Linked DNA regions of Homo sapiens: regions 1, 2 and 3 are each linked to region 4. A link is a loop called in an ENCODE intact Hi-C map of the cell type or tissue named here. Cell type or tissue: A673. All regions are shown on one strand. Region 1 has its middle 98 kb from the start of OGFRL1. Region 2 has its middle 110 kb from the start of LINC01626. Region 3 has its middle 200 kb from the start of LINC01626. Region 4 overlaps RIMS1 (regulating synaptic membrane exocytosis 1).

Evidence for each region. Peaks named below come from ENCODE experiments on the same cell type or tissue, not always from the same donor. Only the 100,000 strongest peaks of a DNase experiment are listed, where the experiment ranks them.
Region 1: a loop joins it to region 4, with 3 times the contacts of the local background. A loop is called at or near these places in 3 of 110 quality-filtered maps.
Region 2: a loop joins it to region 4, with 8 times the contacts of the local background. A loop is called at or near these places in 81 of 110 quality-filtered maps.
Region 3: a loop joins it to region 4, with 6 times the contacts of the local background. A loop is called at or near these places in 33 of 110 quality-filtered maps.

What each region holds. Positions count from the first base shown.
Region 1 is chr6:71,186,736-71,194,735 of GRCh38, forward strand. No RefSeq gene overlaps it. Among named protein-coding and RNA genes, the nearest start is that of OGFRL1, 98 kb to the right of the region's middle. In A673, a CTCF peak has its summit at 4,254 (motif pointing right); a DNase peak (open chromatin) is centred at 4,276.
Region 2 is chr6:71,530,336-71,538,335 of GRCh38, forward strand. No RefSeq gene overlaps it. Among named protein-coding and RNA genes, the nearest start is that of LINC01626, 110 kb to the left of the region's middle. In A673, a CTCF peak has its summit at 3,687 (motif pointing right); no DNase peak of the experiment used is centred here.
Region 3 is chr6:71,618,361-71,626,360 of GRCh38, forward strand. No RefSeq gene overlaps it. Among named protein-coding and RNA genes, the nearest start is that of LINC01626, 200 kb to the left of the region's middle. In A673, a CTCF peak has its summit at 3,769 (motif pointing right); a DNase peak (open chromatin) is centred at 3,751; H3K27me3 peaks cover 254 bases.
Region 4 is chr6:72,081,334-72,089,333 of GRCh38, forward strand. The region is part of intron 2 of RIMS1 (regulating synaptic membrane exocytosis 1); the gene reads left to right. Among named protein-coding and RNA genes, the nearest start is that of RIMS1, 200 kb to the left of the region's middle. In A673, CTCF peaks have their summits at 3,829 (motif pointing left) and 4,028; a DNase peak (open chromatin) is centred at 3,818; H3K27ac peaks cover 965 bases.

The DNA.
Region 1 (8,000 bases), 890 kb before region 4:
TGCTGACGGCAACAATAAACATTTAAGTAATCTTTTCTTGAGCAGATAATAATGTTCCCATGGTTCAAATTTGGAAGGTATATATGGTTATACAGTGACAGCATTTTTTTTCATCTTTGCTTCTCATTCATCTGTTACTTTGTAAGGAAATAGTTTATTGAGCACTTACAATATGCAGGTATTGTTTTCCATGCTGGAAACATGTTCTCCATGCTGGAGATAACAGCAGTCAAAAAAAATAGAGGACATTTCTCCTGATGTGGGCCTTTTATTGTTGTGTGTGTGATGATAGAGAAACAGAGAAAGGAAGAGATTGATAAAATGAATTAAAGAAACAGATGAATAATATATACATATTAAAGCTATTAGAAGAAAAAGAAAGTAGGCAATAATTGTGGGCAGGTAGGCAGCTACTGTATTTATGTAGGTCAATCAAGGAGGGCTGTCTGAAAAGTGGGTTCTGCAGAGGCCTGAATGGAGTATGGGAGTGGGCTGTGAGGTTAACTGATGGGAAAGTGTCTCAGACAGAGGAGGCTATAAATAAAAAGCTCCTGAAGCAGGAACATGCTGGAGTGTTTGAGGAACATCAAGAGTCTGTGTGGAGCTAAGGAAGGAAGTGGGAGAAACAGACAAGCGGCAGTCATAGAAGAAACCAGAAGCAATGTCTGGTGTAGCTTTGTGGGCTTCAGATTGTTCCTTACTTTGAGTGTTCTGCTTGAAAATAGATTATGGTGTTGATGCAAAGCACTGGGGGGTCTCGTTAAAATGCATATTCTGATTCGGTAGGTTGCAGGTGGGACTTGAGATTCTCTATTTCCAAGCTCCCAGGTGACGTGGTTGTTGCTGGTCTGTAGACCACACTTCCAGAGCGCTGGTCTAGAAGCAATAATGAGGACATCCACTCTGCTCCAGACCCTGTAGGGGTGTGAGAAAACAAATAGCAACTTTGTGACACTTAAATACAAAGCAAGGTGGCAGGTTTCAGTCAAAGTAAGAGGTTGGAGGAGCATTTTGAGGAGAGGTTGAAGATACAGGCGATTTTGCTGATACATGGCTCAGTTCCCAAGATTGCAGTGAAAGTTTTTAGGATGGGTCAGTGTGTGGGATTAGGTCAGATGAGCGGATGTACAGAATTTTATGAAAAAGGTAAAAAAATAATGCATGTGACCCAACACCTTGAGCTGTTCATACTGACTGAGATAAGTAAGGGTGTGAGGAAGGGTGGTGTACTCCTGACATTCTCTTAGGGGAAAACATACTGTCGGTTTCAATTTTAGTCCCCTTCATAAGATTACTGTCTTTGTCAGACTGTTGTAGTGAGCTGGGAGTGTCATGTGTCAGGGATTGGGAGTCTTTCCAGGATCAGGAGGTGGTCTGGGGGTCTCCTTTGCAGTTCCTCTAATAGCAAGGTCCAGGCCTGGGGAGATGCAATGCTATCTGGAATGGAGAGAGCTCTGCATTCCTCCATGGCCACATGGTTCCCTGTCTCAAAGCAATGTACTAGTCTCCTATGTATTCTTTCAGAGTATTTTAATGCAGACAAAAGACTCAATGCAGATTAGGCCATTTCAGCACCAGAATTAACAAGCTGAATTTAATGGACGTAAGCTGCAGAATACACATTTCACTTTTTTCAAGGGCCCATGGAACATTTATACAAATTGATTCATACTGGACCATGAGGCAAGTCTCAACAAATTCCAAAGGTTTGGCACCATAGGAATTACATTCTGTGACCAAATTACAATCATTCTAGAATTCAATAGCAAAGAGATAACTAGAAAAAAAAGTCAGTATGTTTGAAAATTAAGAAACTGTTCTAGGCTGGGCACAGTGGCTCACACCTATAATCCCAGCATTATGGGAGGCCAAAGAAGGAGGATCACTTGAGCCCAGGAGTTTGAGATCAGCTAGGGCAACAAAGCAAGATCCCATTTCTGAAAAAATAAAATAATTAGCCAGGCATGGTGGTATGCACCTGTGGTCCCACCCAGCTACTTAGGAGATTGAGGCTGGAGGATTGCTTTAACCCAGCAGTTCAAGGCTACAATGAGCCATGATTGTGCCACTGCACCCCAACCTAGGTAACAGAGCAAGACTTTCTTTAAAAAAATAAAAGAAAGAAACTGTTCTAAGTAGTTTATGAGTCAAAAACATCATAAATCAGAAAATATTTAGAATTAAAAGAAAATACAATTATTTTATTATAACTTGTTGGAGGCAGGTAAGGCAGTACTCAGAGAAAAGGTTTTAACTTTAAACACTTGCATTAGATAAGAAGAAAAGACAGGAAAATTAAATTAATCATCTATATTCGAAAGTTAAGAAAAAAAAAACCCAGAAAATGTAGAAAGATAAAAATAATAAAGAATATGAATTTAATGAAATAGAATACCAACATGCAATAAAGAGGCCCAGCAAAGCCAAAAGTTGATTATTTGAAAAGAATACATTTGATAAAACAAAACAAAACAAAACAGCAGCAAAACAAAACAGCAGCAAAACTGAATTGGACAGATTCCTGGAAAAATGCAATTTACAAAAATGGACTCAAGAAGAAACAGAAAATATTAATATTCTTACTCTCCTCAAATTTATTGATTCACTTGTTAAAAATCATCATACTCAAAATGTACAGACACAAAGTGTTTTACCAAAATATTCCAGCAAATATTCTAAGAATGAATAATTCCAATCTTATACAAACTATTCCAGAGGATAGAAAAAGAGAGGACATTTGACAAATCATCATAAGACTTCAGCATAATCTTTATACCAAACCAAGGACAGTTTGAGAAAGGAAAATCTAATTTATGAATTTAGAAAAAAATCTTAAGCAAACATTAGCAAAATGTATAAATGTATAAATTGTATAATGTATAAATAGGTCGAGGAGGGCAGGAAGGGAATATGCCTCAGGAGGAAAGAAAAAAGAGATAAGGGCTGGGTGTGGTGGCTCATGCCTGTAATCCCAGTACTTTGGGAGGACGAAGAGGGTGGATCAGGAAGTCAAGAGATCAAGACCATCCTGGCCAACATGGTGAAACCCCTTCTCTACTAAAAATACAAAAATTAGCCGGGTGTGGTGGTGTGCACCTGTAGTCCCAGCTGCTCAGGAGGCTGAGGCAGGAGAATCGCTTGAACCCGGGAGGAGGAGATTGCAGTGAGCCGAAATTTTGCCATTGCACTCCAGTCTGGGTGACAGAGCAAGACTCTGTCTCACAGGAAAAAAAAAAAAAAAGAGAGAAGATAAGAGAAAGGAGAGCCACCCACCAGAAGCACAGAAGGAGGAGCTGGCTGTCAGGAAAGTTGGTGGATTGATAACAAGAATTAACTTCGCCCCCTTTACAAAGTTTTTCTTTTGAGATAGGGTCTGGCTCTGTTGCCCAGGCTGTAGTGTAGTGTAGTGTTGCTCATAATTTGGGATTTGTGGGGATATCTGGTCCCTAGTTTTGTGGAGGTTGTCTGTGCCCCATAATTATTTTTGTAATCTTAGTTGTTCTGTGTGTTCTATGAGGGAATTTGGGAGAAGCCACTGCCAACTTCACCAGATCTCAGAGCAGAGCTTTCTAGTTTCCAGCTCAATATATCTTGTACATAGGAAAGGTTTAATAACTATTTGAGCAACAAATTTAAAAGTTAGAGGTATCATTTTCTTTAGGCACTTTGTAACGTTAGAGCAAAGAGCGTCAAAATTGTAAAGGACACCTGTTATCCCAGCACTTTGGGAGGCAGAGGTGGGCAGATCACTTGAGGTCAGGAGTTTGAGACCAGCCTGGTCAACATGGTGAAACCCCATCTCTACTAAAAATACAAAAATTAGCTGGGCAAAGCAATCAGCAATAGCTAAAAGATTTACTTGGTGTCAGCATCTATCCAAGAGGAAGCAATGGGATCTCTGACAAACTTGACTTCGAGGAAGCCAACAAGCATTTATCTGGAAAACTCAGTGATCCAAATTGAAAACAGTAACTGAAACTAGGAGGGGCTTTCATGGTCCAAAACTGTCCGTGGTAAGACTAAGGAGATTGAATATTCTGAGGTCCCTTCACTCTCAAAGTTACCCAGCAAAGGTTCCTCCAAGACAAAGCTATGATCCAAACTGAGAATAAATTGTTAAGAGAATCTAAGATGAGCAGGTCGGGGACACTAGACACCAAGGAAATATAAGGTCCAGATAAAAGTGGTAAGGGAGAATAGAATCAGAAAATCTTAGAATTTAAGTATTTATATCGTTGGACATTTTATAAAAACAACCAGAAGAGGGTGGTCGAGAGACATTAAATGTAAAGAACCCAAAATGATTCCAAGCCAAGCTTCCTTTCTAAAACTTCAGAAAATCTAATTTGGTGTAAAAATGAGCATCAGAAAAGAATGAGCTAAAATCACATTCAAATTTATTACAGGGCAGGGAGAAAAAAATGAGTAGAATTTCTATAGATAATAAAGATATGCCAGAAAGATGTTCTCACACAAAAAAAAAGAAAACTATAATTTATATTTTTTAAACAGCTAACAGAAAGAAGATCTGAAAGATAAACCAGAATAAAGAAAACTTAGAAATAAAGTGGTAGAAATCAATAAAGAATTAAACATAAAATTAAACATTCATTTCAGAAATTGTCTAACTAGAAGTATAACACAAGAGCAAATAGACTCAACTGGTAATGACTCACAATAAATAGAAAACGAAAAGAAGGAAATTTTTAAATATATAAAAAAAAAAAAATGAAGGTGCCAGGGACTTAGGTGGGAGAGACGGGAATGGAGAGTCATTGTTTGATGGGTATAAATTTCAGTTTTGCAAGATGCGAAGAGTTCTGGAGATGGATGGTGGTGCTGACTGCACAACAATGTGAATGTGCTTAATGTCACTGACTGTGCACTTCAAAATGGTTACGATGGTAAATTTTATGTTATGTGTGTTTTGTCACAATTAAAAAGTGAAAGGAATGAAAAAGGAAATGAAGGAAGAGATGAAAAGTGTTAGTAAGAACATGATCAATTCAGAAGACAGGCAGAGAAGATCTGACGTATCTATATAAAAATTAGGAATCCATGAATGAAAAATCAAAACAAGTTAGAAGAAGCACCTGATTATAATGCACCAAAACTTTGATCAGATGAAAAAATGTGAAGTTACGTATTGAAGGAGCACATTGTATACCTGGAAAAGTTGACCCAGAACAAATATCTGAGCCATAGACCAAGTGACTTATGAAGGAAAGAAAAAGGAATTGTTATCATGCTTTTCAATAACAATTTCTCCTACCAGAAGAAAACAGAGTAACACATTTAAAATGTTGAAGGGAAAGAAACAGTAAGCCCAAGATTTTATATTCAACCACACTTTTTTTTAAGTATAAAGGGAGCAAGCTGTCACCTGGAAGCCAGAACTGAAAAATACTGCTTCTGTGAATCCTTCCTTGGGTATACAGTAGCTTCAGACAACCAAAATTACTAGAGAAATATTGACATAAAGATGGATGGTGGGCGTTGAGCATATATTTACGTGAAGAACAAAGGAAGGACATAAGAACAGAGTGTGGTAATGGCTCTATGCTCTGACAATATAGATACAGCATAATTAAAAGAAAACAAGGAGAGAATGAGAATATCATGTAAAAACATTTGAAACAGTTTTTCAGTAATTATACTGGTAGTAGTTTTGATAGTGTTATTTTGAGAATGTTTTGTGTGACATGGACAAAACATTCAATCATCCCCATTGTCCTTGCAACCCAGGATTCTTGCTGAAGACAAAAAGAGATTTGAACATAAGGTAGAAGAGTTTAAGTAACATTGAAATCTGAATTTGAATTATAGTGTGAACATACGAGGTATTTTATCTTTAAATAAATGAGTGATATTTACATATATAGTTGTATATATTAAATAATCATTGTCATATAATTATTGTTTATATATTTTACCATGCATATAATTATATAGAATTATCAATAGATATAAAGGACTAAGTTCTGATAGAGAGGTACGTTCTATAGGAAATAATAATAGTTATAATGATAAATACATAATTATTATTAAAGGAATAGGAAATTGTACCATAATAAAAATATATATATTTGATCTCTATCCCCAGTTCCTGACACAGAGCTCCAAAAATCCTTGTAATTTCCCGAGTAATCAGGGAGCTAGGTTCATCTTTGTTCTAATATTTTGTCTTTGACCTGGTTCCTGACACAGAACTTGTAACCCTTTGGAATTTTCTGGGTGCTAGGAGAATCTTTTGTTCTAATATTTGTTCTTTGACCTGGTTCCTAACGCAGAGCTCCCAAGACCTTTGTAATTTCCTGAGTGACAGCAGCACCTGACACAGAGCTCCTGAATCCTCTGGAATGTCCTAGATGATAGGAGTTCTAATAAGGTGACTCTTGGTGGCCTCCTGAATGGGAGCTGGTCACCAGAAAGACTAAGCCATGATTAAAAGTCTGGAACTTTTAGCCTCACCTTTCATCCTCCCAGAAGAGGAGAGAGGCTGAAGACTGAATTAATAATCAATCATGCCTATGTAATGAAGCCTTCATAAACTTTCCTGAAGCATGGAGTTTGGGGAGCTTCCAGGTTGCTGACATGGAGGGTGGCATGCCCCAAGAGGCCGTAGAAGCTTCCTGCCTTTTCCTGCATACCTTGACCTCTGCATCTCTTCCATCTAGCTGTTTATCTGTATTATTTGTAATATCCTTTATAATGCACCAATAAACACAAAGTGCTTCCCTGAGTTACATGAGCCTCTCTAGCAAATGCTCAAGCCTGAGCGGGTTGTAGTGGTTACTTCCAATTTATAGCCAGTCAGTCAGAAGTTTCAGAGGCCCACATGTTAATTAGCATCTGCAGTGGGGGCAGTCTTTGGACTGAACCCTTAACCTGGGAATTTGACTCTAACTCCAGGTAGACTGTGTCAGAATTGAATTGAATTATAGGATACTCAGTTGGTGTCCACTGGAGAATCGGTTGTTGTATGGGGAAAAGTCCCCACCAATTTTGGTGACCAGAAGTGTTGAGTGTGGGAGTAAGAAGAAGAGCTTTTTTATGTCAATTAGAAATAATTTTCAATATAGTAATATACACATAATCATTATACATATATAAAAATGTATAGATATAATGACAAGCTAGGATATTCATTCTATCTTAGTTTATTCTATTCTACAGAATATGTGTTATATTCGGCCAGGCACAGTGGCTCATGCCTGTAATCCCAGCACTTTAGGAGGCAGAGGTGGGTGGATCACCTGAGGTCAAGAGTTCAAAACCAGCCTGACCAACATGGAGAAACCCTGTCTCTATTAAAAATACAAAATTAGCCAAGCATGGTGGCGCATGCTGGTAATCCCAGCTACTCAGGAGGCTGAGGCAGGAGAATCACTTGAACCTGGGAGACGGAGGTTGCAGTGAGCCGAGATCTCGCCATTGCACTCCAGCTTGGGCAAGAAGAGTGAAACTCCATCTAAAAAAAAAAAAAAAAAGTGTTATATTCTCTCTCTCTCCTAGCTTGGTCCATTATGTCTATGATAATTACCTCCTAGGTCTGCCCATTGAAATTACCTAGAAATTATAACTGTCTCCCTATATAAGTATATATATTATGATAACTATATATGTGTGTATGTGTATATGTATATGTGTGTGTGTGTATATATATATATTTCTATATATCTCCTAGCTTAATCTGTTATATGTATTTCTGTCCATTGTAAAGGCCTGGAAACTATATTGAGCCTACTATAGATGAGCACCCTAGCCCTTGGTTTTTGGTCTTGAATTACTATTTCACATTAAAAGAAACCAGGGAATCTTGGGGAAATGGCTACTTTCAGTGCTGGACAGAAAATGTACAATAAGCCTGGAGTATCATCATAGCAGATATCAAGGAAGCTATCAAAGACTAATAGGTTTTGTCAAAAGTTGGAACCAACTTAAAGATAAGGCAGTTTGAACATCGATAAGGCCAATAGCAAAATCCACAAGATTATAAT
Region 2 (8,000 bases), 550 kb before region 4:
CTCTACCAACATCAGTTGGTGAAAGTAATAAGAAACAATAGGTCACAGATTGCAAAAAAAAAATTGCAGCATAAAACACTATGTTTGGCCAATTCGCCCAGTGTTTATTCCTAATATTTTAGGAATGATTGCCTGACCCAGAATAATGCAGCTTTGTTACTGAACACCAAAGTGTAGAAGCATCCACTCTGGTAATGACATCAATCATCCCTGAAACATTTCTTAGATTTGGCAATTCAAATGTCCATTCTCTAGCATAGAGTACTTTATACAAAGTAAGCATGTGACACATACCTGACCAAAATTCACTCTTGGACTTTAACCTAGGAAACAATGAATTACTTAGGTCTTTGATCTAAAGGCCTCAGTTATTCAAATCACCATAATTGCAGCTGTCAGGACTCTATTCACAACTGACAGAATAAAACTCAAACTGACTTAGGGCATTTATTGTCTTATGTTTCTGAAAACTTTAGATATCTGCAGCCAGAGGCCAGATCCAAGGCACCAAATAATGTCATCTAGAATCCGTTTTTAAATCTTTTGATTCTGTTTTCCTGTGTTTCCCTCTTTATCACACTGGTTCCTCCCATGCACTGGCAAAAATAGTGACTAGCAGATTCAGGCTCACTTCCTAGCAACTCGGCAACCCCAACCAAAAGAGACCTTTTTTTTCCCAAAAATTCCAGCAAAATATATCAGATCACATTCATTAGACAGATTTGTTTTATTTGTCCATCTTGAACTAATCATCATGGTCAGAGGATGAAGAGCTGATTAGCTGGGCCTGTGTCACATTCCCACCATCTCAATATCTTGGAGGAGCTGGAGGGCCTGGGGAGGGATGAATGTTTGGACTAGGTCAAACCCACACAAACAACAGGTTGAGAGTGGGAGAGCCTGGTTTGCCAATGGAAAATGACTACCACAAAAATCTAACCTTATTATCCCTAGTGTGACTCATCCTTTTTATTTTCAAGATGTCTTTGGACATCTTTCCTTAAAAGAACCATATTTGATTAGTTAAATAACTCTCAAGATGTTCCAGAGCTTCATTGCACAAATAACTGATTTACAAATTTCTGTATTTTACACATGCACAAATCAGTACTGTTTGCATGAATCCCATCAGTTAAGGATTAATTTCTACTCTTCATATATTTTACATCCTTGAGAAGAAAACTTAGCAAGCCACACAGCTGTGTGTAACCAGATCAAGTATTCTATTGAATGAATGCAATCTAGTTATTGTTCCTTTCATATACGTAATAGATTCCTTTACTCATCTTAGCTGATTGAAAAATAAGAGGCTGTGTTAGTCTGGACCCAATCAGGAGAGAGTAACCATGCAGTAAGTTGAACACGGAAAGTTTCATATAAAGAATTATTAACTAGAACGGGGATTAGAATACAAGGGGTTGGGCAATAAGAACTGGAAAGAATCGGAAAGAATATATGAATAACAGTGTTAAGGAGAGACACTGCTCTCGGTCTGAGAGAGCTCAGGTTGGAGCGCGCCCTCAGGCTGAGAGAGCTCAGGTGCTAGATCCAGACTTGGTTGGGAAGGATCACTTCCCTGGCTCACTGGCTGACAGAGGAGTTGCTGTGGTGTCCTGTGGGCAGAACTTGTTGGCAATCCTCCCTCGAGAGAGCCGGGAAAGCTGTTCATGGGGAGCTAGTTCACAGGAGGAGCTCCATAACAAACCATATAAAGGGACAGTGGGCGAGGAAGCTGAGTGCGCTGACTACCATACCCTGCAGGAACTGAACGCAGGAGATGCCGCACATGCCACAGGAGTTGGAAGCGCTCTGCTACAAATTCACTGCGTGGGAGGGGAGGGTTGCTGGAAAGAGCTACTGGCTGCTGAGTGCTACTGACTACTGTAGACTGCAGAAACTGGACATTGGTGATGCTGTGAGTACCATAAGCACCCAGTGCTGGAACCTGCTGAGTGAGTACCCTGGAACCAGAAAGCAAAATTCTTTTCCTCCTGCAGTGTCTCTCTAGCACCTTCCACTCACAAAGCTTCACGGCCAGCTGATATATATATTGAAAGGGCCCAGATCCGTTTTTATAGCCGAAAAACCGGGTGAATTTGGACCTGAGAGGCAATAAATAAATAATCAGGCCGGGCGCGGTGGCTCACGCCTGTAATCCCAGCACTTCGGGAGGCCGAGGCGGGTGGATCATGAGGTCAGGAGATCGAGACCATCCTGGCTAACAAGGTGAAACCCCGTCTCTACTAAAAAAAAATACAAAAAATTAGCCGGGCGCGGTGGCGGGCGCCTGTAGTCCCAGCTACTCGGGAGGCTGAGGCAGGAGAATGGAGTGAACCCGGGAAGCGGAGCTTGCAGTGAGCCGAGATTGCGCCACTGCAGTCCGCAGTCCGGCCTGGGCGACAGAGCGAGACTCCGTCTCAAAATAAATAAATAAATAAATAAATAAATAAATAATCAGCACAGAGGCATTGAAAAGCCGTATTTTGACACTGGTGCTGTAATACTATCTAAACTGTGCATATCTTTTATTTTCCTTATTTTCTTAAGTTTCTTTTCTTATGAAGATAGTGAGAATAAACGTATAATTCCATTCCTCAGGCAGTGAGTGCATCGATGATTCTAAACATCATTTGGCCAGCTGTGGAGGAAGAATTCGTGAGAAGCCGTCTGAGTAGCTTTCAGAAGCAAGCATGAAGTTCCAGACAATTTTAATTTTATATAGTAGTTTTCTTAACAACCCATGGGACGTTATTTATACTTTAAATTTAGAGAAACTGATTTTCAGAAGGTTTTAATAACCTTTACCATATATTCAACTCAGCTTATGGTAGGGCTAATTATTAGTATATATTAAATTTGGGGACATAAAAACAATGGTTCTTAAACTTCCAAAAATGTTATTTTCATTTTCAAGTATAATATACAAGCATATTTTAACTGCACAACTTGATGAATTTTCAAAAACTGAACCCACTTGTGTGACTAGTACACAGTTTCATAAATGATTAAGGTGCTAGAAGCTCTTTTCAGAATCCAAAGAAAGTTGAAGCCTCTTGTTCTAAAATAGACACTAACACAAAACAATTAGCTTGAAATTTCAAAATTTCCACAGAATAGCAGGAAAGAATGCCTGTGTTTATTTAATAATAAAAACAAAGTAGATTTTCCCTATGAGAATACAACAGCCTAACTCATTTGGTTTTAGTTTCTTAGTTCAAAGAACAGGAACAAATGCTAATACGGTACTAACCTCATTGATTTTTGAAATCACTAAATAATTTATGTTGAGTTTTACATTTTAATTGGTAATACATATTAAATAATAAATTGGTACTAATTATATTGCCTTGATTAAAAAGTAATGGATTTTGTTGCCGTTTTTCATAAAAAATATATTAATATATTTTTAGATGAATACAAATTTTTCTCAGAAGATAGTTGGGAAATTATCTTCATTTTTCTAAACTAGATTTTTGGCTCTTTTTCAACTTCAACTTACAGTTTATTAATCATATACACTTTGGAAGAAATTAATCACAGGTAGCAACTGTAACCGTCTATAGATTAAATATATAAGAATTTAGGATTATATTCTAAATTCTTCAATATTTGGACCCAATCGGACATTTTCAATTCAAGAAAGCACAGTGTATTAATCATAAACACATTATTGACTGGGAATTATTACTTTGGCCACCAGATGGAGCCAGTATTGTTTCAGAAATGCAATGAATCCTGATATTTTTCACATTTTCCCACTCTAACCCAAACTAAAAGTTTTAAATTTGCTTCTAAATTTTGTCAGGAATTACAGAGCTACTATTATTAATAAAATATATTATTATTATTAAAAGCTATTATCACTATTATCTATAAACAAACACCTAAATTTCCTAAGTGTAAAATGAAGGAACTGTTTTCGGTACCTATTAGATCTCTTCCTAATTTAGAATTCTCTAATACATGCTGAGAATATTTTTGTAGTACCATTTAAATTCCATTATGCTACCTTGATGGCATTCTTTGATATTTTATTATTCACAATCATGGAAGTCATTACCGATATTATAAATGAGAACTTAAAGCATGCATTAGGTAATAAGATGGGGAGAAACAGAGGTGGAATAGAAAAGATTCTTACTGGTATTTATTATGAAAGTCCACTGAATATCTAAACAAAGTTCAAAATGTAGAGCCACCTGGTCCAAGAGAATGTAAATTTGTGTGTCTATCGTCCCAGTCTGAGGCCTCTGCAAGTTCTGCATAACCCAATGTCAATTCTCATCAGAAAGATCTAGGGAGGTAACACTGAAATGTTAAAGTTATTTGCGAAAGTTGGAATGTTTAAACATTATCCTCTGTTCAAATTGGATTTTTAAAAATTTGATACTCATGAGAACTTATGATATATTGAAGAAAACACATGTTCATATATGCATAAATGCATGTATGTATCTCTCTCTCTAATGTTGGTTTCTGCTGTTCCTTTGTTTTCTTTTCCCACGTTTGGTGCATAATAAATACCTATCTTCCAAGAAGTTGATTCATATATGTATATTCTTAATATTTCAACCTCACTCTTTTTGTAGCATACTCTAATGAAATCATCGCTGATACCATGTTTGAACATGAAGTTGCTGGTGAAAGGGAAAATTTGAGCTGAGAGAAGAAATAACCTCACAGTAACAGAAAAGAGTTAATACAAAATGAGGCCATGGCAGCATTTTAGGAAGATTGTGTACACGTTGGTGGCCAGGTCGTGACAGAGCTCAGCAACCTTTCAAAGCCAGTAACTCAGGGGAGTGGAATTCACACAATTAGACTAAGCATGTAGTGTGAGAAATGATTTGACAATATGTGAAAGGCAAGAACAGGATGCTGTAATTGATTTCACCTATAAGAGGGCAGAAGGGAAGTTGTAGGTGAACAATAAGAGAAGTTGAGCTTTTGATGTTATATAAACTTAATGGGCATAGTTCAGAAATGGCATGTGGTCTCTAGGTTACTGTCAATTACAATCTAAAAATAAGGAATGGTTGCTGTTGCTAGGACTGTACCTAAATAGAATTGTGCTATGATTAGGCTAATGAAATATAAAATCTGTTTTGGGGACTCATTCTCTAAACGTGAAATTGGGGGGTGTGAGAAAGGATGAAAAGGAACAAGGAAGTCAAGCTAATGGCTAAGAATATAGACTCAGAGGTGATATTGTGAGTTCTAATTCCTGTGCTGCCACTTTCAAGCTGGGTGAATTCAGCTTTCTACATCTATGTTTTCTTATCTGGAAAAATGGAATAAAAGTGATATTATTGCAAGCAGTTGTTAAGATTAATTGAGATTATATGTAACAATAGTCCTCAATTTGTGATATATGCTTGGTAATGTAATGATAATGGTAGTGAATAGTATTAATATCTCCAGACTATTTTTTTCCAGGAGATACTTGGATGGCACTGAGCAGCAAAGAACACCTCAGAGGAGGCAGTTTATCCTATTTACTTACTGGAGGAAATAGCAAATGGCTAAGATTTGCCAAAGGACTAAGTGCCCCTTACTATGGCAGGAAAAAGTATTCCATTCAGGTAATGAAGTCCCCTGGGGAAATACTAAGAGGAGAAGAGCTGCTACCATCCAAGATATACATTTTCTAAGTGGCTTGCCTGTGGGCCCACTTTCCTGTTTAGTAGCGGGGATCCTTCAGAAATGTTGCTCAAGGACTAGGAAGATTGGACAAATGTCCCACCTACTGCATCTCTCTAAATCTTTATAGCTTGGGAAAGTGTCTAATTCTTAACAGAGCATTTCACTGATAAGGAAATTTTACTTACAAAGGAAAAAGAAAGATGCAAATATAATTATCTACCAGAAATACAGTTCTGCTAAAAGTAGAATTTCTGAAAATTCTTGATTCGTCATGAGGACCTTTGATTGCTCAGAAGGTAGAAGGAGCAATGAAAATATTAGAAACTTCAGAGTTTGCACAGGTAATGTGCTATGGATAGCAAACAAGTCGATGGCAAAGAATGGGTCAGGGAGGAGTTTTGGCACCTGTGGGACCCCAATTATTCCAGTCATGAAGGAGAAAATGTGAGCCTGATTCTTACAGAAGCCCCATAACTACAGTGGGATACAAGCTAATGGAAAATGACTTATCAGGGGTTTATAAATATGGGGTATGTCCATTGGTTTGGAGTCTTGGTCTTTAAAAAAACCTAAGGAGCAACAATTTATCATGTCATATTGGAAAAACCAAAGTAAACTTATGAACTTTAAAAGGAATATTCTCTCCAGGTCTATATGAAAAGTGGCCAAGAGGAGCAGTGGTGTATTTGCCCACCGCTGACATGGGAATCCACATAGCTATGTGCACAGATTTGGTCTCTTATATTGTCTTCACAGAGAAATGCCAGCGTTCCTAGGGAAGTAGCCGATTCCATACCTTAGGCAATGGAAAATTCAAAATAAGCAAAGACCATCTTACTATTGCTGGAAAGCAAGAAATCTTTTCAAGGATGTTGGGGGTAGTGCTAAAAAAACAAAAGCGCAGCTTAATGAAGCTCCTTTTGATGAAGTTGTGACAATCCGATTTGAGTTAATGGAAATAAGTATTTTTTAATTCTTGAAAATTTAAGAGATGTCTATTATAAGGGGCACAGTAATTCGAAGAGAAAAGAAAATCTGTTTTAATGTTTATTTTTGTTTTAAGTTCTGGGGTACATGTGCAAGATGTGCAGGTTTGTTACATAGGTAAACATGTGCCATGGTGGTTCACTGCACCTATCAAGCCATCACCTAGGTATTAAGCCCAGCATGGATTAGCTATTTTTCCTAATGCTCTCCTATCCCCCATGCCACCGCCTGACAGGTCCCAGTGTGTGTTGCTCCCCTCCCTGTGTCCATGTGATCTCATTGTTCAGCTCCCACCTATAAGTGAGAAGAAATAAAAATTTAATGGTATTTGTTGTATTGTCTTTAATTAGTAGAGAATATTTATATATGAATATCTTGATTTATTATTAAATTTATATTTATATAGATATGCATTTCTTTTATTCTGTGTAATTAGGAAGTGAGTGAGTCAAATATATATGAGAAATGTAGTAACTGGAACAAGAATTTTTGGTACTACTGAGTACATTGAACAACCAGATACAACAAGGTCCCACATTCAGAAGTGCTGGTTCACGCAATAATCAAGTAGGAAGAAATCAACACTAGGGGTACTAAGATTGCGAATTAACTAACAAGAGATATAGGAATAAACAACTGAGCAAGCCCTGTGACTTATTTTCTATGAGATGAAACCTCAATGGTGCCTCTAATAATATGCCATAACAAAACATATGTGAGTTTCTGATAATGTTAGCAGTTGAGGTCTACACAAAATGATGAGATGAGTTATAAAACACTGGCCATGCAAGATTGAAAAGGAAATGCAGAAGAGAACGTAAGATGCTAGGTTGCAAAAATCCTAGGTGAAAAAAATGAAGTTAAAAAGCCTTAGTGAGCTAAAATATAAGATTTAACTATAAAAAGCAAAACAAACAATTCAGAGAGATGACTAGAGCTCACATGTGACTCATTTTGGCAGAAGTAGGCAGATTCTTTGCCCAGCCAAAAAGCAATTGGTTGGTTACCCAAATCCTAGAACCTCAACAAATCTGAGATGTTAATTGGATGAGGAGGAAGCAGGTTCAGTTTCAAAAACATGCTATAATACAAGAAGGCATAAAAACAAAAATGAGAAAAATATAAAATAATGAAGAAATACTGAGAAAAAATAAACTCAGAGTCCAGCTTTTTACAAAATAGGTGTAAGTGTAGCAATACATTTTATACTCACTGGATTTGTACACATTTTATCTCTTGTTTTTGGAGTTTAAAAATATTCAAAAGAATTAGTCATAGTAGAATTATAATTATTGTTTAAATAATGGAAGTGACTTTAATTAAGTAAAGCTTTAATCAATGTTTAACTGTTTAAGGAAATTTAATTTTCA
Region 3 (8,000 bases), 460 kb before region 4:
AGGGAATACATATGGAACTGAAGCTCACATTTATCCAGCCGTGTACTAGAAACAGTGCTATTTTATAATCATCATTTATACTTCCCTTCCCAATAATTCTCTGAGGTGAGGCTTTTAAAATCACCTTTTATCAATGAGGTGCCTGGATTCTGGAGAGTTTAGGTCATTTCCCAAGACCACACAGCTGGTAATAGAGGCAAGACTCAAACACAAGCTACCAGACTCCAAATCCAAGATGATAAACAGTCTTTCATGCTGCTTCTGATTTGATCCATTATGGTAAAAAATGGGCATATAAGGGCACTTCTGGTGGGATTTTGAAAAGTAACATTTTATCAAAGCATAATATAACTACAGAAAGGTACACCTATCAGAATGTATTCTGCATTAACTTTTTACAAACTGACTATACTCAGACAATGAGGACAAGATGAGGAAATAGAACATTACCCCCAATTATTCCCACTTAGGCTGAAGCCCCCAGTTGTTCCCACTCTCAAGGCTAAACACTGTCCTGATATTTAATAGCAGAAACAGTTTTACCTATTTCTCTGATAAACAGACTCACAGAGTACGTCCTCTTTTGGCTTTTGTTTTTCTCATGTATTGTTTGTGAAGTTTATCCATATTGTGGCATGTATTTGTAGATCAGTTCTTTTAATGTGGTGAAGTTGATTGGGTTTGTATTATTATGTTTTACTTTTATATTATATAAAGATACCACTGATTGTTTTCTCTCTTGATGCACAAGAAAATTGATGTTTAACCAGAGATTCTCAAAATACTATTATTTAAGCAGATGCAAAAAGTATGAAAAGGTGAGAGCTGCTTATGCCAGGATATTATCTGCGTGTTTTTGTAAATTTATAGTAGTTTTGATGGAGACTGTCACAGTCTATTTTGGAAGATTATATATTATCACTTAGTTTTTATAACCTCCTATGCATACTTATTTTGTTTAATGGGAATTTTTATTCACTTTTTTTGAAAGAGTCTTCATATTTGAAATGAGTCATATAAAATAAGATGGAAAATACCATAAGCAAAATTAATCATAAATATTTACATAGTAAAGTAAATCTCACATCTATGTTTTTAAATAGATTCCATAAAAAATAGGGATGATAAACATAAAAGGGAATGATATGTTTTCACTTACATTCTTTGAATTGTATAATCATTTAAATTATTTTGCCTTTAATCAGTCTATTTTTAATTCAAAAGTTTCTTCAAACAGTCCTTCAACTACTCATACATACACCTAGAGGAAACTAAAGATTTATATTTCATCTTCAATAAAATTTTCCTTTCATTAAGATGCTCTCTCCTTTGGGCTTTTCATCCTATCTCTATAGCCCTCGACTCCTCCACCCAGAAGTATATGTTAAACAAAAATAACAAAAACAACAAAAACAGATGGATCTTCCAGTTATAGACTTGTTTTTTCAGCGAGACCTAGCAAAGGCACAGAAAATACATGGCATACGGTAATTATTATTTTACAGTAACGTCTCCACTGATTGCCTTGTTTTAATCTCTGGTGCAATCTCCTACTTTGAATCACTCTCCTGGTTCTGATCCAAAGTGTGGTTTGGTTGCCGGTTTCCAGAAAGGCCCCAGGCCAGACTTGCTTCTACTCTGCTTCTACTCTTGCTTTAATTCTTCTGGGTTAGACCTCCTGCCATCTCCACAGCCTTCTCTGCTGGATCCTGATGCTTTCAACATAATGTTGAACCTCCTGGCTATGTCAGTCCTCTTCCGGTCCATGGCCTGAAAGCAGCTGATTGGTTATCAGCCTGGGAGTTTGGTTTTCTTCAGAGATGGGCTGAGAAAATTATTCTGCTTGCCTGTCACACTAGAGCAGTGGTCATAACTCTGGCTAGCGATTATAATTAAGTAGGGTGCTTTAAGAAAGTTCTGAGACCCAGATCCCAACCCCAGAGATTCTGAATTGTTATGGGGTATGACCTGGATATTGAGATTTTAAAAATTTATGCAGCCAAGTTTGAGAAGCATTTGTGTTCCTCTTTTCTCTGAAGTATAGGGTACTTTAAATATGAGACAGATTTCTGTTTTGACAAGACTTTGGGGGCAGTATTTAGCTGTTTTCTTTTTGCTGGCACCTTCCTCCTACTATCTAATTTTTTGGCCCAACTGTGATTAAGAATACACTTGTATTCTCATCTGAGTTCTTAATCCTCTTACCTATTTGGACTTTCCTCCAACTGCCTGATTTCTAATTTAGAATCCCACTTCATTTTACATTTCTAAAATAGAAAAATAGAAATCTACATGAAGTGGGATTCCAGGAGCACCCATTCCCTGCTCTCCCTGTAGACCAAGCCCTGATCTTCTCCCTGTGGTTCCTTTGTGAACCCTTGGACCCAGCGGCCTTCCTGGATCTCCCCTATACCTTGTATTGTTAAGCTCTGTTTGGTTCATTTCACTTCTTGTTGTTTGCCTCTGACACTAAACTTTCTTTATGTTGTGGCATAACTTTGAGGTGCAAAGCTGGGGAGTGTGTACAGTGCATTGCAGGATGGCGAGTGCAGAACTTCTCACTGGGGTTTCTCCAGGTCTATTAGTGATCATGTTCTCATCATCTGTTTTTTCTGACATAGCCCCTAACATGGATTAAGTTCTTTTTTTGTTTGTTTATTTTGTTTTGTTTTGTTTTGTTTTGAGACAGAGTCTCACACTGTCACCCAGGCTGGAGTGCAGTGGCATGATCTCGGCTCACTGCAACCTCTGCCTCCCGGATTCAAGCAATTCTCCGCCTCAGCCTCCCAAGTAGCTGGGATTACAGGCGCTCACCACCACGCCTGGCTAAATTTTTTTTGTATTTTTAGTGGAGACAGGGTTTCACCATCTTGGCCAGGCTGATCTTGAACTCCAGACCTCGTGATCCACCTGCCTCGGCCTCCCAGCATGCTGGGATTATAGGCATGAGCCACTGAGCCCGGCCTGAAGTTCTTAACAAAATGAATTTATTAACTTATTCACAAACATTCATTGAGTATCTTGTGAGTCTGTTTTTAGTTTTATAAAGTAATCAAGGGCTGACACATAGAGTCTGTTAGTTATTATTGTATTTTCATCTAGCAGTAAAGATGTCCATAGCAGATAAACATTATCTTAGAGAGTCAATTTGCTGATGACTACCAATTTAAAGATACAATAGAAGAAGTCGTCAATATCTCTGATACTATCAAAACATATTCTAAAATCTAGATTGCTTGAGCAGGGTAATGGGTACTAGTACTACAAAATGAAAGTGACCCTTTTAAAATTAGTCTTTTGATTCATGCAACAAACATTAATTGAGCATTTATTATATGACAGATATTGCTTCTGCCCTTAAAATATACAGAATGTGATGTACAGACATCTAAAAAAATAGTAACAGAGTATGTGCCACATACACACACATATGAGAGAGGAGGATAATAGATAATGTGGTAGAAGCACAAAGCCCCCAAGAAAGCAACTCTACTTGGGAAGAGGGGCAGTTGGAAAAGTCTTAACAAGGAGGCACCATTTAAACTGTGTCTTGTAAAATTTTAGCAGGTGTGAAGAAGAAGAGCATAGTCATTCCAGACACAGGACACCAAGTGTAAGGGAACAGGGCAGTGGGAAGGCTGCTAGGAGCATGAGTGGCTCAAGAGAAGTATGTACCCAGTACATAGCTCTGAGTAGATACCCTCAGAAGGGTATCAAATGAATGACTGTTAGGAAAGATTCCTGAAGGAATTCACTAGGTGGCACTCTTTCTTCTTTCGCAGTGTCTTCATAATAAGCGGCAGAATATTTGGAATTATTGATGAATTTTTGAGTTTCCTCCAGGTGTGTGGTGTAAATAGATACAACCTGAGACAGTATAGCCTTTCTGTCTCTGTAGATGCTTCAGGGAATGCCAAGAATGAGGATTCTCAAGTGACATGAAAAACACAAACAGAATCATTGATTAAGATGCTTGCATTTGTGATAATCTGGAATTCTTTTTGCCTTGGTAGGTTTTTGTCTGTATTTGCAATTCTTCCATTTCAGTCTTCATTTAAAGTTTTCTACTCCTGGAGAATGTTTGTAAAAATATTTTTTTCATATATCATCTACTGACTCTATTAGAATCGAAACTTATTTCACTTTTCATTTTGCAAACAAGAATATTAAAACCTAATAAATGTAATCTAAGTTTCAATAATCTCAGTCATAAATAGAAGATTTCATGGAAAAGGATTTTATTAATATATAGCTAATAATTTTTAATTACAATGAACTCAATGTCTTCTGGAAATAGTTGAAATATAAAAAATTCATAAATAAAATTCATACTGGGTCACATGTTAATTTTGAAATATACAGCTTCACAAATCAATTAATTAGATATTATTTTTGCCATTGATTTTGACATCTTTGGAGAGAGACTGGCAGGTATTTGAATAACATGTGCAGTGAAGTGACAATTAAATCTAAAATTCTCTGGAATAATTACACTTCCAATTATCCTTAATAGTGCTGCCGATCACATTTTGTTGTTGTTGCTTCTTAATGAAACAAAAAAATATTGTCCTGATGTGCCCTTTTCAGGTTCATCTTCTTAAAATTTTTTTAACTTTTTAGAAAAACTATTAAAAGTAGTTGCAGTAGAAATTCACATTATAGCAAGGTAATTTTTTAACGGAATTCTGATAAGAAAGTGGCAACAATGTTTTCTAAGATTCCCAGTTAAACTTGCCAACATTCTCATTGAGGATTAAATAATAAAGCTAGGAGAGGATAAATAAAGAAAACAAATTTTAAAAATCAAACCTTAAAGAGAAAGTCTTTGTGTAGTATTTCTATGTATTAGATACATGATTATGGAGAGTTCATTTTACATGTAGTAGAATATAATAAGCATTGTGAAAGGAGAAGAAACAAAAGAAAACATACAAAGTTTGTTGTTTTTCCATTTTCTTATTGTTTGCACCTAAAGCAGATCTTAGAGATTGATTGCAAACTTGTCTGGAAATTTCCTTGGGGTGAAATACTGATAACTATTTTGAAAGGTAGCTTTCTTTCACATGTAGGATTACATGGTAGACTCCTTCACTTCCGATTGCACTTATCCCTGTATCTCCCTTATGATCCATGATCTATGTATGAACAAGCTATGCCCTTGACATAGTCTGTTCTTGAGTCCCAGAATGCCATCCCTGATTTCCTAGTGAACTGTTCTTCAAGGCTCAAGTTGAACATCACTTTCTTTTAAAATGTCCTAGAATTCTCCTCTCTGTTCTTCCAGTCTGCTTCCATCCTGCCAAAGATAGTTGCTTGTTGTGCAAGTGAATGCTAATGCTTTTTAACTTTTGGGCTTCTCTTCTTCTTCTTAGGTGCCCATTAAATTATTTCCTAGTTCTTGCAGTTGAGGGGTACCACTTTGATTGTAGCCAATTGAATATGGATGGAAGGGATAAATGCTGCTCTAATATTTCATAAAAGGCTCTCATATGCAAGACTTCACTCTCTTGCCCTTCTGACCTTGAAGACAATTTATTGAAAATGATTGTACCACAAAATGGGAAGAACTTGTGTCCCTGTGTTACTGCTTGGATTTGGTCCACTATGAAGAGAGAATGAAAGTTCAATGTATCAAGCCACACAATATTCTGGGGATGATCTATTATACAAGCTAGTATGATTGAGGCTCTTTGTCCTTACTCCATTCCTTGTTCCCAGTTCTCCCCTCCTCTCAAACTACTTTCACTAAGATCTTCAATGGCCTATTTATTGCTAAATCCAATGATCACTTTCAGTTGTTGGACTTTTCATTTTTGGATTACTCCTAAACCAACATCTAACCCTTACTCCTGAGCTTCACATGGTGCATTAAGTACTTGATATGGTTTGGCTTTGTGTCTCCACCCAAATCTCATCTTGAATTGTAATCCCATAATTCCCACCTGTTGTGGGAAGAACCTGGTGGGAGGTAATTGAATCATGGGGGCAGTTTCCGCCATGCTGTTCTCATGATAGTGAGTGAGTTCTCATGAGATCTGATGGTTTTTTAAGGGGCTTTTCCCTCTTTGCTCAACTCTCCTTCTTCCTGCTGCCATGTGAAGAAGGATGTGTTTGTTTCCCCTTCCACCATGATTGTAAGTTTTCTGAGGCCTCCCCAGCCATACTGAACTTTGAGTCAATTAAACCTCTTTCCTCTATAAATTACCCACTCTTAGGTATGTCTTCATTAGCAGCATGAGAAAGGACTAACACAGTAAACTGGTATCACAGAGAGTGGGGTACTGCTACAAGGATACCCAAAATTGTGAAAGTGACTTTGGAACTGGGTAACAGGCAGAGTTTGGAACAGTTTAGAGGGTTCAGAAGAATACATAAAAATGTGGGAATATTTGGAACTTCCCAGAGGCTTGGAAGGCTGAGAAGACAGCAAGGTGTGGGAAAGTTTGGAACTTCCTAGAGATTGTTGAATGGTTTTGACCAAAATGCTGATAGTGATATAGACAATGAATTCCAGGCTGAGATGGTCTCAGATGGAGAGGGACTTCTTGGAAACTGGAGCAAAGGTGATTCTGTTATGCTTTTGCAAAGAGACTAGTGGCAGTTTGCCCCATCCTAGAGATCTGTAGAACTTTGAACTTGAGAGAGATGATTTAGGGTACCTGGCAGAAGAAATTCCTAAACAGCAAAGCATTCAAGAGGAAGCAGAGCATAAAAGTTTGGAAAATTTGCAGCCTGATGATGCAATAGAAAATAAAAACCTGTCTTTGGGGAGAAATTCAAGCTGGCTGCAGAAATTTGCATAAGTAATGAGGAGATGCATGTTAATCACCAAGACAATGGGGATAATGTCTCCAGAGTATGTCAGAGATCTTCCCAGCAGCACCTACCATCACAGGCCTGGAGGCCTATGAGGGAAAAGTGGTTTCCTGGGCCAGGGCCAGGGCCTCTCTGCTTTGTACAGCCTCAAGTCATGGTGGCCTGTGTCCCAGCTGCTTCAGCTCCAGCTGTGACTGAAAAGAGTCAAGGTACAACTCGGGCCATTGCTTCAGAGGGTGCAAGCCCCAAACCTTAGCAGCTTACATGTGGTGTTGAGCCTATGGGTGCACAGAGGTAAAGAATTGAGATTTGGGAACTTTTGCCTAGATTTCAGAGGAGGTATGGAAACTCCTGGATGTCCAGGCATAAGTTTGCTGCAGGGGTGGAGCCCTCATGCAGAACCTCTGCTATGGCAGTGCAGAAGCTAAATGTGGGGTCAAATCCCCCACACAGCAGTCCCCTCTGTGGTACTCCCTAGTGTAGCTGTGAGAAGACGGCCACCATCCTACAGACCCCAGAATGATATGTCCACTAACAGCTTGCACTGTGTACCTGGAAATGCCACAGGCACTCAATGCCAGCCTGTGAAAGCAGCTGGGAGGGGTGCTGTACCCTGCAAAGCCACAGGAGCAGAGCTTCCCAAGGACATGGGAGCCCACTTCTTGCATCAGAGTGATATGTGGATGTGAGACACGGAATCAAAGGAAATCATTTTGAAGCTTTAAGGTTTAATGACTGCCCTATTGGATTGTGAGTTGCATGGCGCCTGTAGCCTCTTTGTTTTGGCCAATTTCTCCCACTTGAAATGGGTGTATTTACCCAATGCCTGTACCCCCATTGCATCTAAGAAGTAACCAGCTTGATTTGGTTTTACAGGCTCATATGTCAAAGGGACTTGCCCTTGTCTCAGATGACATTTTAGACTTGGACTTTTGGGTTAATGCTGGAATGAGTTAAGACTTGGGGGAACTGTTGGGAAGGCATGGTTGTGTTTTGAAATGTGAGGACATGAGATTTGGAAGGGACCAGGGACAGAATGATATAGTTTGGCTTTGTGTCCCCACCGAAATTTCATTTTGAATTGTAATCCCATAATTCCCATGTGTTGTAGTATGGACCTGGTGGTACGTAATTGAATCATGGGGTGGTTCCCCCATACTTCTCTCGTGATAGTGAGTGAATTA
Region 4 (8,000 bases):
GATCATGGTTAATTTGATTGGATCATGACAGTGACAAAAACTGCAAGATTTTCTGTCCAGGGTTCTGACACAGTCTATTGAATTAAATGCGGTTCAAATTCAAAGTACCTTCATATTATTCAAAGTTTCGCATAGATGGTGCAATATTATGAAAGGTAAAATGACTGCTCCTAGCTTTGTATGCACTGTGATTAGTGAAAGCATTATGACACTTTTTTTTTAGTATCTAAATATACCATACCATAAAATGGTAAGTTTTAAAAATAGACTTGATTATTACCAAGCAGTGGCTGGTGAGGGTAGAAGAGGTTGTCTGGAGTTGATTAAACAGTGGTAGGGGTTCTGGGTTACATGGGACAGATATAGAATACATCTGCATTTGTATAAATTAAAAATCCTTCTGATAGTCTCTGGAATTTTATATTCTACATTAGCAGTAATATTTGAATTATTGGTTTTATGATCTCTCTTTCGTGGATATAAAAGAACTTAAGTTATTTACAACACCTGTTATGTTATTTAGATGATAGTTAGGTTTTATATGCATATTAACAATGTATTTTAATTAAATGATGAAAACAGATGTCATCATTAGCAAATGTAATGGGAAGAAAATTACATCTTGTCACTTGCCTTGAAATGCACTCCAGAATGCATTAGAAAATACTGTACCTAATGATGGCTGACTAATTCAGTATACTGTGCAAGTAAAATTCAGGAAGCTTGTATTCTTCTGCTTTTAAAACTGAAAAAGAGGAAGCCTTTTTGGAATAAATTTTTTATTACTCAGCTATTCAACTTAAGCTTTACAAATAGAATATTTGATGGCACTGCTTTTAAGAATCTGGATTCAATCTATGTATTTTATTTCATAGTTCTAGATCCTATTTATGTATTTCAATCCATTGAATAATGTTACACTTCACAGGACCATAATAGATGTTTTATCTGATTTTTGTTCACTGTTTCCTCTATACATTATAAAATAGCTAATATTTTACTGAGTACTTACTATTGTCTCACACCTCCCTAAGTGCTTTGCATATACATATTAGCCATTTTAATCCTCACAACAACCCCACAGTAGGTAGGCATTATTATCCTCCTTTTACAGAGGAAGAGGTGGAGTCTTTGCATGTTAAATAACTTGCCAGATCAGAAGCTAATAAGAGGAAGAGCCCAAGAAAGTTTTGAACCCAGGAAATTTGGCGCTAGAACCACTGGGCTCTGCTCTTTTCTCAAGTATTGGCACACATGGAGATTAAATCTAAAACTAAGAAATATGCTTGTGCACTCACTTCTTGGGGTCAAGAAGCAAGTAATATACTTTCCTTCTACACTCAGAGTAGGAGCGGCATATCTTCATTATACCCTCACTAGGGATAAGTGGGTGTTCAGAACCTCTGAACAGACAAGACAGGAATGTCACAAGTGGCCACATAGAGACCCTGGTAACCAGAATGGGTGAGCACAAACTTTACCAACAGAAGAGTTTGTCCAGGGAGATGAAGCCATTAGATGTTGTGGAAATTAGGGGACATTGCACTTCTCATTTATTCCCTTGTGGCTCTGTGATTTCTGAGAAACAAAGCAGGTTGAAGAGCTTTATAGGACCATTGATGTTTTAAAGGAATTATTCTGATCAAATATTAAAAATGTAAGGTAATGATACTTTGTCAAAGTAATGTTGAAAGCTCCCCTCCCTTAGGTAACACATGCCTGAACATAGTTTTTCACCTAAAAGAAGAAAAGGCAACAAAATTTGGTTAACTCACTAATAAGAAGGATACATTTGATGTATGTAAATTTATCAGATATTAAACATGAAAAGGAAAACAAGTCTTTCACGTTAAAATTTTTCTGTATATCATTCATTCACCAAGTATTTCAGAGCATTGGAAATATTTGTGATTCAGCCAATTTACATTTATCAGTGCAGTGATAATACTAATGATAATACTCTTTTTATAAATATCAGATTTTTAGAATCTCCTTTCTTTTTTTTTGTTTGTTGTGAATCAGCAATGACCATAAAAATGCCGAAAAAATTTTCAGACAAAATTACACGTGTTCCACCAGTGGTTGTATCTTCTGGAGTTTCCACAAAACAAATTTTGCTTGTGGGCTCATTTTTCACTCTGACTTCCATCTCACAAGATGACCTATTTGCCCCTCGCTAGTGGTCTATTGATAGATCATCCAAGCCACTCATACTGATCCCCATCTGCCAGGAAATCCTGCCAGTCATCACTGCCTCCCAAAGTTATCAGCTAAGTGTACTCAGAAACTTAAAAGCGAAGTACTCTGTTTCCCTCATGTATTATCTATGTCTACGTATAATAATAATAGCTAATATTTATTGAGCTTTTACCATAGGCTACACACGGTGCTAAGCACTTTACATTGATTATCTCAATTAACCCTCCCAATAATCTTACAAAGTTGCTATTATTATCACCAGTTCATAAATGAGGAGACTGAGGAACAGAGTTTAAATAACTTCCTCATGGTCATGAAGCTGAGAAATAGAACTAGATTTGATCCTGACCAGGCCAGACTCACACTTATGCCTGAACTATTATATTTAATTCCTTCCAAAAAGTGTCCAGTTGTATAATGTAGTTGGGTTGGTTTTTTTCCCTCTTTATAGTAACATAACAAAGCAATTTGGTGAAGATAGTCAACAACAGAGCAAAGGCAATGTTTACAGTGTGTTGTGCATTCCAGAAGATGCAAGCATGAATTGGTTACTTAACACTTTGGCTTGCTCATATGTGTAGACACCACTGTCTTCTAAATTGCCAACACATGGAGTTTGCTCTTTATGCATTAGTTAGGTTGGCATGATCACGTGACACATTCTGGAAAAGTTTGCATGGAGTATGATTAGACCTATTTAATATCAGTTGATTACATATCTGTTATATAGATGATCCCAATATTACCTATTAAGATTATTTTCTTAAAACTTACTTCATTCCTTTTAAAAATTACATTCCTAATTCATATCCTACTTTATGATTTCTCATAATTTTACTTGATTTTCTTCTCTTGAATTGTACTGTGAATGAGATAACTTGTTTGTCAAAATATTAAAATTACCCTTTCTTGAACGAGGTTTTCAGTTTCAGACCTCTGATATATCTCCAATATTAGAAAGCAGTAATATTGTTCCATAATCTAGAAACAGTATTTCTAGGACCCAACACATGAGCCTTCTACACATGTAGCACCTCACAGCATTCAGGAACACAGTGAAGGTATTTATTGGGAGATGGAGTGCAGCAGAAAACAAATCTATGCTAGTGGGCCTCCATGTCCTCAGATGTCTTCATTTAATGCTTACTCGGGAGTGGCCTCCTATGGTAAATTGAAAATGGAATTAAAAATAAATGCTTGACTGAAGCAATAGACTATAAAACACTAATAGCTAATCATCGGTTATGCTCTTATTTTTTGTAAGTGTCATCTCTCAGTGCTTTCAGAACACTGTGGGATGCTGATTGGATGAACTTCATTTTTAACAATGCTAAATGGGGGACCATAAAAACTACCAACAATAGAAAAATATACAAAAACCCTTAATATATAATTTTTTAAAAGGGTATGTAGAATGATAGTCATCTGCAAAAGAGCAGAAATTGCAACATTTTATAAATTTTTCTTTTGTTCTTTTTCAGCCACCTCTGAAAACACATTTTCCTAATAAGTCAAATCTCCTGCTGATTGTACTAATTTTTTTTTAACACATAAGATGTTGTAAAGAAAAGTAATTTAAATAACTGTGACAGAATTGAATGCAAAAATAAAATGCTTTAGTGCCATCTGCTGGACATTTGCAATAAGAAAAAAGTATACTCATTTTAAACTAAAGACCAAATACGTTTTTAGATACAAACTGATAATTTGTAGAACTGTAGTAATTTTCAAAAATTACTCAATAACATCTGGGGTAAATTTCTGAATTACTGAGATATTTAGAATATTGCCTCTGAAGCAACCTATGTTTAAGCCTGTGTACAAAACACTGTGATGCTTTTTAAAACTCACATATACAAATGTGCACATTTCTGTGATTCACAAAATTGTAAGTTTTAAACAGTGATGGATATCAGGTTAAATATGTGTATATAACATAATATTAAATTATTCAGCATATTTTCAGAGGGGTAGTGCCCCAGATTTTGCATTTATGCTTAAAGTTTCATTGGGATGATTATTTTTATGAAATGAGATGACAGATCTGTGAAAAAATTGCCTTCATTTTCAAGTTTATTCTTAATGTTTGCAGTCTCTGCCACATGGTGGTCTCTGGATAATTTGCACCAGAACTACTAAAAAAGCTCCTTCCTGGAATTTATCCCAAACCTACTGAATCAGAAGCTCTGTAGGTTTGTCCAAAAATTTGCATTTTAACAAGCCCCTTAGATAATTCTAATGCATATTAAGTTTGAGGATACCAAGGAAACACCTCTTACAAAGCAATAACTTTCCGTTCCTTTAGCCATAATTAAAATTAGCATTCTGAAAATAGAATGGTGTAGTGGAAAGTTTGAAACAGAGGACCTAATTATCACCAACCATTTTACCAGCCTTATGTAAGGCACATAAAGCGTGTCCCTAAATTTTCCCATTTATAAAATGAGGAAATTGTACCCACTAATCTTTGGAGTTTCTCCTGTGTCTATATTTTCCCAAATGTTTTCATTTTACACTGGATTTTGGAATCCTTCCTTCATCTTGTCTCACTCTAAGAAAAGTGCTTAAGCGAATGCCATAGTGATGAACCCCAAGTCCTGGCAAAGAAGAAAACCTTGGTTTTAAGCTTGTACAACTAGATTTCTTAAATTTCAGAAGTGATTCACAAAAAGCGTTGAAGGAGACGACAAAGGCAAATGGTAGAATAATTCATATTTCTTCCAAAGGAGAGCCTGTATGCTCATATCTAGAATAGCATATTATATTCCTACAGCTGGTGTTAGGTGAAAAATTCACCTAAGTAAATTTAGATTAGTAAAGTATTGATAATTTTTAATGACACTTGGTAAGAGTTCAAGCTATGAAAGGAAGTTCAAGGCTGAAGGAAAAATACACTGCTGTAAAAGCGATTTCATCTGAGTTACATACGTTTGCAATTGCAATTGCTTCTTTTTGCAGGATACTATGCATATGCCTGACACCTGTAAACAACTTGTATTTATAATATCAGGTAATAAAATAATAGAAACTCAAGACCTTCTTATGCTACTTTCTTTGTACTCCCAGAGCCTTAAGGAGTGTGGGTTGTGCAACAGACCTCAGTAGATGTTTGTTGAATTGATGTTTGGAAGATTCTACTGTGTTTGACAAACAGCTGGAAAGTTTAATTTGATTGTAGTGTAAGATGTATGAGAAAACGTATGTGAGAGATGCTAATAGATAAGTAAGTGGGGACCTTGTACCACAGGATGAGAAATTGAACTACCTCAGAGATGATATTTAATCAGTAGATTGACATGATTGGTTCAGTTTATTAGGAAGATCATTCAGGCGGTATGAAAGATGCACTAGAATGATGGAAACCATCGGCAGGAAGCCTAGTTAGAAAGCTAATGAAATAATACAAGCTAAGAATAATGAGGGCCTTCATTCACAGGTGATAGATTTGTGCTGTGCATTAAATCACTACAGAAAGAAGGAGGTTGTTTGTTCGTTTGATTGTATATGTACCTTGTATCTCAGTCCAAGTTTTACGTTGATTTGCTGTCCCTGCAGCTTCTTAACCAGATAAAATGAGCGAGACAGACACAAGTACATATATCCACAAAGCTTGCAGAAAAAAGATATTAAAAATAAAAAATTACAAACTTTATTTCTCAACATAGGATCCATGAAGTTCAAGATGCTTTTATAACCCATGATACCAGCCATTTAGTTTATCCCTAAAGAACTGAGAGTCCTGGGGATTTTACCATGCCAATGCAGTATTTTTTATAACTTTAACTGAAGAAAAATTAGTGCCCTTCACAGACATTTTAAGATTAGGAAACAAAAGGAAGTTAGAAGAATTCAATTTAGGACTGTAAGGTAGATGCCTAATGATTGCCTATCAAAACTCTGGCAGAATTGCCCTTGTTTGATGAGAGGAATGAGCAAGAACATTGTCATGGTGGAGAAGGACTCTCAGATGGCATTTCCCTGGGACTTTTTCTACTAAAGGTTGACTAACTTTATCAAAACACTCTCATAATAAGCAGATGTCATCATTCCTTGGCCCCCCAGAAAGTGAGCAAGCAAAATGGCTTGAGCATCCCAAGAAACTGTTGCCATGACATTTGCTTTTGACTGGTCTGCTTTTACTTTGACTGGACCACTTCCACCTCTTGAAGGCCATTCTTTTGATTGTGCTTTGTTTTCAGGATCATACTCATAAAGCCATATTTCATCTACTATTAACAAATCTTCAAATAAATACTTTAGCATATTTATCCCACTATAAAATTTCCATTGAAAACTCTGCTCTTCTCTGCAGCTGATCTGGGTGCAATGGTTTTGGCACCCATCAAATGGAAACTTTGGTCAACTTTAATTTTCCAGTCAGAATTGTGTAAGCTGAACCAATTGAGATGTCTATCGTGCTGGCTACTATTTCTGCTGTTAATTATCAGTACCCTTCAATTAGGATATGAACAAAATGATTTTTTTCCTCACAAATTGATGTATGTGGTCTGCTACTACAGGCTTCATCTTCAACATCATCTCATTCCTTCTAAAAATGAGTCATCCACTTGTAAACTGCTGATTTATTTGGAATATTGTTCCATAAATTTTTCATAAAGTGTCAGTGATTTCACCATTCTTCTGCCCAAACTTCACTTGCATTAATTTTTATTTTATTTATTTACTTTATTTATTTATTTATTTATTTATTTATTTATTTATTTATTTATTTTGAGACCGAGTCTCACTCTTGTCACCCAGGCTGAAGTGCAATGGCCTGATCTCGGCTCACTGCAACCTTTGCCTCCCAGGTTCAAGCGATTCTCCTGCCTCAGCTTTCTGAGTAGCTAGGATTACAGGCGCCTGCCACCACACCCAGCTAATTTTTTGTAATTTTTAGTAGAGATGGGGTTTCACCATGTTGGCCCGGCTCCAGGCTGGTCTCGAACTCCTGACCTTAGGTGATCTACCTGCCTCAGCCTCCCAAAGTGCTGGGATTGCAGACGTGAGCCACTGTGCCCGGTCACTTGAAATTTCATGTTTGTTCTTGCTTCAGTTTTAGAGGAATTCATGTTGCTCTCATAGAAGCTCTTTTCAAACTTATGTTTTATCCTTCTTAGTGGCTCAAACTATTAGTAGGTACTTTTCAGACATGTTATAACAGTTATTACAAGTTCATTTTGGTGCAAGAAAGTTTTGAAAATGCATAGTTTTTTAGTAATACTAATTTTCTATGAACTTTTTGAAGACCCCTCATATAAGTAATTTGCTTGGGGAACTGAATCTATTTTTTAAATTTCCTGGTGGTGGCAAAATGCTTTCCATAGTAATGTATGCTTAGTGTATGATGAAGAAAAAGAAAGGGAGGGAGAGGAGAGAAGAGAAGAGAGGGAAGGAGAGGTGAGGAGGGGAAGGAAAGGAGGGGAAGAGAGGGAGGGGAGAGAGATAAAATGGAAAATGAATGGGAAAGGGAGATCTTAGACTTAGACTCAGATATTGTTCACCCCTGGTACAGTGGAAGGAATTAAGCAATTTGACATAGATTAGAGGATTGTAGCTGAAGTGGAAGACTGACCCTCACAATATACATTTCAAAATCATTTTAGGAAGTCTTACGAAAAAGCTAGAAATCTGAAAACTGCATTTCATAGACTCTCCTGCAGCTAGAATTCCTGATGTAATTTAGGTTCCATCAGTCAAATGGGCTTGCATGAGATTTGAATTGAAACTGATTTAGATGCAGAGCCACGACAACACACTGGGCATCATTTTCCCGGGATCTCCTGCTGTGGCTCTTGTGG